2 separate regions of the Homo sapiens genome follow, and region 1 is linked to region 2. The links are chromatin contacts, found by Hi-C in ENCODE. All regions are on one chromosome and are shown on one strand. The core of a region is the stretch at or near the end of the contact, and the rest is flanking DNA. Distances in the headings are between cores, read along the strand shown. Region 1 has its middle 53 kb from the start of LINC02702. Region 2 holds the start of CADM1 (cell adhesion molecule 1).

What was found. A loop is a pair of places that touch in the nucleus more often than their neighbours do. Pooled maps may share reads with other maps.
Region 1: a loop to region 2 is called in a map of mammary epithelial cell, with 6 times the contacts of the local background. The contact joins the enhancer-like site here to the promoter of CADM1 in region 2. A Hi-C loop is called at or near these places in 3 of 168 maps with a recorded cell type or tissue (HCT116, chondrocyte and mammary epithelial cell) and 2 of 50 pooled maps.

The regions. Positions count from the first base shown.
Region 1 is chr11:116,690,352-116,694,065 of GRCh38, reverse strand. No RefSeq gene overlaps it. Among named protein-coding and RNA genes, the nearest start is that of LINC02702, 53 kb to the right of the region's middle. Within about 2 kb of position 1,437, at least 2 of the 41 ENCODE cell types and tissues checked have a DNase peak (open chromatin) inside an H3K27ac peak, as active enhancers do.
Region 2 is chr11:115,502,166-115,506,040 of GRCh38, reverse strand. CADM1 (cell adhesion molecule 1) reads left to right here and starts at 1,626. Exons shown (of 12, transcript NM_001301043.2): 1 at 1,626-1,770. The coding sequence starts at 1,647. RefSeq lists a silencer at 1,441-1,600.

The DNA of each region.
Region 1 (3,714 bases), core at 188-2,687, 1.2 Mb before region 2:
AGCACTGAGAGGCGGGGAGCCCTGCTGGGCAGGGCCCATTTCAGTGCCTTCCAGGGCCCTGGTGTTCCCGCCTGTGGGTCCCTTGGAGGCCGGAGGGCCACAGCAACTGCCTGAGTGGCTGCCCCGTTGTGTGCACCTCCTCTCTCCTCCCTCCCTCCCTGGGTCTCCAGCCAGCCCGCTGGCTTGATGAATTAGCCCCATAGATATTCCGTTGGGAAAACAAACACACATCATATATATCTTTGACAAGTTATTATTCTCCCTTATCAGGATTCGGGTGCATTCCTCGCCTGCCATTACTCACGCTGCACACCCGCCCTACCTGGGACTGGGCACTGAGCTCACCAAGGTAGCACCTGGCCAGGCTGGCTGCGTGCCCTGCCCTGCATCTGGGTTGGGCCGTGAGTGTGTGTGTGTGTGCATGTGTGTGCATGCGTGTGTGCATGTGGTTCCAGGCTGGAGCCAGAACAGGAACCACCCTGGCCCTGCTTTGGCCCACTAGACTGACCAAATACTTCTCCAGGCAGGGACTGGTGTGGCTCAAGATGAAACTGATGGTGTTCTGGGCCTTTCGCTCTCTCACTGGAGCCAGGAGTGGAAGTTTTGTTCCAGGGATTGCTCTGGTTTGGGCCTCACCCATATCCACTTACTGGGCTCCCCCTTGCTGCTGGGCCCTCCCCCAGCCTCCTGGCAGGACAGATCCCCCTGCCACCACCCACCAATGCCTGTGCTTCTTGGAGCCCACAGTGGCTCCTCCAGGGCTGCCCCCTTGGCCTATGTGGTAGGAGGGTCAGGGGCTGATGAATGAGATGTAGGTGAGTATCAGTGCTCTCAGCCAGGCTGTTGGGCTGTGATTTGTCATCTCTCACCCAGCACATTCCCACTTCCCCAGAGGCAGGCTCCATATTAACAAGTCCTCTACTTAGGAATATAAATGGGGCAGTTGGAATTGCTCCTGAGAGCCGGAAGATGCGAATGCATTCAGGCCTTGGAGATGGGAGCCAGGAGGGGAGCAGGGGGAGGGCTTCATGCCGAGGTGCCCTCAGACCAGCTGGGAGGGCAGCACCCCATCAGCCTGATTCTGAGGTGGGGACCTCAGAGGAAGGGAGGTCCCTGCTGCCTGGTCTGGGGCTGGGCCGGGGGTGGCTGCTCCTCAGGGCTGATGGGCCTGTCCCCCTGCTCTTTCAGGCGGGACCTTCCACCAGAGAGACTTCAGCTGCTGTGCCCTGAGAGGCTGCTCCCGCAGCAGGAGTTTTCGTGCCGTCACAGCGACTGCTGATGGGTCATTTCTACCAGCCCTGTTAGCTCTCCCCTGTCTCCAGCTCAGGCTGTGCATTCCTGGGAACCTTCCCTTCCCTCCCTTGGGCCACCTGCCTGGACCCTCACGGTGCCTTGGATCAAACAGCAGTGCTGGGAGAAGAGAGGCAGCCTTGCTGGGCCGGCGTTGCTCTGGCCTCCAAGGCTGAGTCCTCAGGTGGACTTGCTGCAGCCAGTTGAGCAGGTTCTGGTGTCCTGGCCTGGGCGACACTCTGAGGGGGTGGGCACCAGAGATATTTATGGTGCAATCCCTGCCTTCAGAGGCTCCGGTTCACTGGGGGGACGGCTGGGGAGGGGAGAACCGATGGTCTTGAAAGGTGTGCTGGGCGCTGAGAGGTGACCTTGGTACTCCTGGCAGGAGATCAGGGAAGGGAGAGACTGTGGACTGAGCACCATGGTGTGGAGGGAGGGCTCAGTGAAGGCTTCCTGGAGAGGCAGAGTGCTGGGGCGTGCAGGATGGAGAGGAGTGGGGGAGAGCCTTGGAGGGAGGCCACAGGCCAAGTGTGGGGAAGTGTTCTGGACATTCATTCAGAGTTCTGGTTATTGTCCCAGGGCCAGAATCCTGCTTCTTGGGGTCAGCTTCCTCCTGACTTCTAATGCTCCCTTCAGCTGGGGGGATGGATGGGAGGCAGATGAGGTGAAAAGGATGAGATGGAGTCAGGTATGGTTTGGTCTTTTGGGGCCGCAGCTTTCAGTCCCCTCAATTCCAGTACCTGGATAAAGTCTCCAAGCCTAGGGGCCTGCTGCCATCTCAGTGGGTGTGTGTGCCCATTGGGCGTAGGTTCCCACTTCACCTGGGGCTCAGGCCCCGGGCACCTGGCTGGCCTGGGTGGGTGTGGAGGTGTCTGGTGCAGTTAGCTTCATGGCCACTAGAGGGGAGTCCAGGCCCGTGTTTCTCTCCTTCCAGCGACGGTGGGCCTAGGCAGGGAAGAGATCGGGGTGCGGGGTGCTGGTGCTGGTGTCCACGTTGGCGTTCTTTGTGCTGGGAATGAGGGTGCCTGTTCTGCTTCCTATTAATGCCTGAGCTCTTCAGTTCCAAGTTAGGGATGAAAAATCTCTGGAAATCTGGGAGCCCTGGAAAAAAGGCATTATTTAAACATTTAATATCTACAATACTTTTCTTCTTCTTTTAGATACAGGGTCTTGCTCTGTCATTCAGGCTGGAGTGCAGCAGCGCGATTATAGCACACTACAACCTGGAACTCCTGGGTTCAAGCCATCCTCCTGCCTCAGCCTCCCAAGTAGCTGGGACTACAGGCACGTGCAACCACACCCAGCTAATTTTGTTTACGTTTTTGCTGTTTTTTTTTTCCCTTGTAGAGATGGGGTTTTGCTATGTTACCCAGGCTGGTCTTGAACTCCTGGGCTCAAGCAATCCTCCCACCTTAGCCTCCCCATAGCACTGGGATTACAGGTGTGAGCCACTGTGCCTGGTGACAATTCTTATTTTAGTCCCTTTTACAAAAATAGGTTATGAATGTAGAGGACCCTGTGGTGGGTGGTCAAAGGCACAGCCTTTGGTGTAACGTAGACTGCCTGGGTGGGATTCCAGCTTCACTGCCTAGTGGCTGGGTAACCTTGGGCAGGTCAAATAACATCTCTAAGGCTTGGTTGCTCCCACTGTAAAATGTGGGTTATGATGCCTAGGCATAACCACATAGGCATAGGCATAAAACACAAGGGTCATTTAGCACATGCCTGCCATATAGTAAGGATTCCAGTGTAGCTTTTTAGTTTTCCTGATAAGCAATCACATTTGATTAAGATGTGATATGGTTTGGCTGAGTCCCCACCTAAATCTCATCTTGAATTGTAGTTCCCATAATCCCCACGTGTCGTGGGAGGGACCAGGTGGAGATAATTGAATCATGGGGCCTGTTTCCCTCCTCCTGTTCTCGTGGTAGTGAATTAGTTCTCACGAGATCGGATGGTTTTATAAGGGGCTTTCCCCGCTTCTCTGGGCCCTCATTCTTCTCCTTCCTGCCACCGTGTGAGGGGAGATGTGTTTGCTTTCCCTTCTGCCATGACTGTAAGTTTCCTCCCAGCCCTGTGGAACTGTGAGTCGATTCAACCTCTTTTCTTTATAAATTACGCAGTCTTGGGCAGTTCCTTTTTTCTTTTTTTGAGATGGGGCCTGGTTCTGTTGTCCAGGCTGGAGTGCAGTGGTAAAATCTCAGCTCACTGCAACCTCTGCTTCCCGTGTTCAAGCGATTCTTATGCCTCAGCCTCCCAAGTAGCTGGGATTACAGGCATGCACCATCACGCCTAATTTTTAGTAGAGATGGGGTTTCACATGTGGCCAGGCCGGTCTGGAACTCCTGACCTCAAGTGATCCGCCAGCCTCAGCCTCCCAAAGTGCTGGGATTACAGGCGTGAGCCACCATGCTTGGGCAGTTC
Region 2 (3,875 bases), core at 377-2,876:
GCATCGGGGCCTGTAATTACAGAGCAGAATATCCAGGGCTGTGAAGACCGGGCAGTCTCGAAATTAGTTTATGCATAATGGATAATAGGAGGCTGTTTTTAAGTGTAACTCATTTGGTGGGTTGGCAGATCATGACTTCCTTTTTGATATGTATTATTTATTTATTTTATAGCAAGATGAGGACAGAAGGCTGGGGAAGTCATTTGGCGCAGCTCTTCTAGACTATAGCTCAGACTTAGCAATTTACATTCAGTAATCTCTTGGTCATTTAGCCACAGATAATTTGTCATGGTTTGTTTTAGCTGTTGTGATATTGATATTTATTATGCAAATTGTATTTCCTACATCTTATTGTTCTGCATTCTATGAATACTTAAATTATTATAAACCTTTACACTTAATATGGCTCGTCCTTCAATTTGATGCTTGAGCAACAGAGGGTCAGAGCGCACACGATCTTCTAGAGGGGAAGAAAATAAGTAATTAAAAAGCAGACAAACAAGAGAGCCGGCTGCCTGGCTGAAAAGAAAGCAAAGAGAATTTCGGGGAGGGAGAGTGAGTCCGGAGATGCAAGTCGCTTTAGCAGGAGAGGCTCTCCCAGAGACAGGGGAAGCTCGGAGCACCTGTTGGTCCCCAGCTTCCTTAGGAAGGGCTGGGGGCGCAGAGGAGGAGTGAGAGGGTTTGAGCCCCGAAGGAGGAACACGGCAGACCCTGCCTTCACCACACTCCCTCTCCCCAACTCCCACCACCCCCGCTCTTCACCTGAAGCCTTGACTAATTTTTTCCGTTGTTGTGTAATCTTAAATATCTAATATTACAAATATTTCACACATATATTCAACACACACCTATATATTAAAACCAGGGAGGAGACCCTCGACAAGCGGAGGAGCCTGAGCATACCCTCCTCGATCTACCTTTCCCGAGATTCTGCCGCAAAAAGACCGACTGGAAAATCTCAGAACCCGACTCTACGGCTGCCTTCTCCAACTATCCCCGAGTCTACCGCTAGGCTGTTGAGCGGGCTCTCCCGCTCCGCCGGACGTGCAAAGCACGCATGCACTTCTCCCAGATTGTTTTGTCAATCCGGGGACCTGCCTTCTTACTCTCCACTCCCGCACAGCCCCCGTTCCCAAAGATCTATTCCTTCGGTGCAAGGTGAGTGACGGAAATTTGCAACGTCTGGTTCGCTAGGCCAGATGCACTCGGTGTGCGGGACAGAGGACCCTCTTAAGGGAGATTCTCCAGTCGTCGGTCTGATACAGCGATTGCTATAAACATTCCTAATAAAGGTGTACAAGAAGCTAGACCCGCCCCCTGGAGCCCGAGTCCTTGCACGCCAGGCGCCCGGGAGAACACTTTTTCCTTGATCCGGGGAAAGCAAAACCCGAATTTTAACATAAACATATTTGCATACGCCCCTCCCCTTGGCCCCGCCCCTAGGTGGCGCGGGCGCGCCGCCGAACGCCAGCGCCAGGGGGCGGGGTGGGGGAGGGAGCGAGGCCCTCCGAGAGCCGGGTTGGGCTCGCGGCGCTGTGATTGGTCTGCCCGGACTCCGCCTCCAGCGCATGTCATTAGCATCTCATTAGCTGTCCGCTCGGGCTCCGGAGGCAGCCAACGCCGCCAGTCTGAGGCAGGTGCCCGACATGGCGAGTGTAGTGCTGCCGAGCGGATCCCAGTGTGCGGCGGCAGCGGCGGCGGCGGCGCCTCCCGGGCTCCGGCTCCGGCTTCTGCTGTTGCTCTTCTCCGCCGCGGCACTGATCCCCACAGGTAGGTGTGGGCACCGACCGGTTGGCCCCTAAATCTCCGAAGGCACCCCAGTAGCCTTGGCCACAGAGGGGGGAAACGTTTCCATGACAACCTCCCCCCACTTCCTACATCCGAAGCGGAGGGAGTGTGGAGAGGAAACTCAGGGCTGAGAGGGAAGGGGCTGAGGGCATCTGTGAGCCCCTTCTCCCCTGCCCGGCTAAGTGTGAATGAGAGTCCCCAGGGATGGCTGCACCCACACCTTCTCTCCCCGGCTTGGCGCGGGGTGCAGAGTGGAGTGAGAATGGGGGGCCCGGGGGCTGTAAAGCATGGGGGAAGGGGATGGTTCAAAGACAACCTCAACCCTTCCGGACCCTTCTAAACTCGCCGTTCTCCCCGTAACTTGCAGGTCCTCCCACCTCCCAGGGCTGTCCATTCGCCCCCACCTCTCCAGAGGGCCCCCCCAGTTCTCCATCCCCGAAGCCTCCTGGTGGCTGACTCCCAGCCGCCCGCGGCGTGATTTCTCCCCGGTCCCCAGGACATCCCCAGACTTGTCTGATCTCCCCTGCCCCTTCCCCCAACGCGCTCTGCCTTTCTCCCCTGTCCCCAAACTGCACGCCTCTCGTGTTTCCCTCCGGCCGTTCGCAGCCCTCCGCCCCCTCGGCTCTGCTGCGGGTCTTTTTGGCCCGGCTCCAGGCGGGGAAAGTTCCCCGGCCCGGCCCCGCGGGGGGGGCGGCCGCTGTCGCCGCCTCTGCGGGAAGGCGCCGGGAGCCCGCAGCCCGCCCGCCCCACAGCGTCCTCTGCCACGAGTGGGGACACGGGATTTCCCGGCTGCCCGTTCTTTCGGCGGCCCGAGGGTGGCGGAGGGGGCGTCGCGGCCTCTGCGGCCAGGCGGGCACCCTGCGGGCCTCCGCGCGCTCCCTGCGTGAAGAGCAGTCTTGGGAATTTGCCCAGGGGCGGCTCTGCACGCCCGGTGCCTTCCCTGAAGACACCGAGCACTCGGCTGGAGCCCGATGTGTGGCTGCCCGTGTGCCGGGCGCGTTGGCGCGGTCGGGAAAGAAGAGGGCAGTGTTTGCTTTTGCTAACAAAAGGGAGCCGGAGCTCTTCCTCAGCGGAGAGGCCGGCTGTGCTGCACCCAGCCTCCCTTCCCGCCACCTCGCCGCGCTTGGCAGCCGCGCGGCGTCCTCTGGCCCCTGCTGCAGGCTCCAGGCGGGCGCCGGGACCGAGTGGCACGGGGCCGCGGGGTGCGAGCGGCGATGCAGGAGGGGATGCAGCAGGGCTCTGAGCCTGCAAAGCCCCTCCTTGCAGCTCCAGAGCTGCAGGACCCGGGAGCAACAAGTGGCGGAGGACGCCGAGAGCTCAGCCCCCACCTGCGGAGCCCCAGGCCCGGGCGGGCACAGCGTTGGGGCCACGGTGCTGCTTCAGGGGCGCCTCTCCGCTTGGGCTGTGCCTTTTGTTTACACGCTAGAGGACACACAGTTATGTAAACACCGCAGGAGACACGCTGTAGGAGACGGGGGATGTGTGGGGGTGCTAGCTTGAGATTTGGGGGACGCCGGGTTGGCTGCTTGCCCCCAAAATAGGCTTGCAAAGGAGCTCGGCTTGGGAAACCTATTGGGGGGCGTCTGGCAGCAGCGTCAATTCCAGCGCTGAGGGTTTTTTTCCTCCATGCCACTGTCTCCGGATGTTGTTTATGTGTTTTTCCTCTGTGAATTCTTAATTTATGAGTTACGAGATAATTGGGTTCAGCCGATGCCGGTGTGGTTACAACTTCATTTCAGGTGATGCCTCTGACTGGATGGGTTCAATAAAATGTTCCTGAAAGAGATCCCTCGTGCTGCTGCATTGTAAAAAGCGCCAGTGTCAGTTAAACGTGAGCGTGAGTAAAGGCTCGGTAACTGGCGCATAATAGAGGCAACAATAGACTTGTATTGGCTGCAAAAAAAAAAAAAAAAAAAAAAAAAAAAGCCGGGGGGCGGTGGAAAGCTGTGGTCGGGGATATTGCTTTTTGACTAAAAATGGGAGTCGTGCAATGACGCTTGGCAGCAGAAGTAGGATTAGATTATGCCTCCCCTGTCAAGACTGCTCATTGAAGGCACCGGGTAGTAGCAACGGTACTATATTTGTAA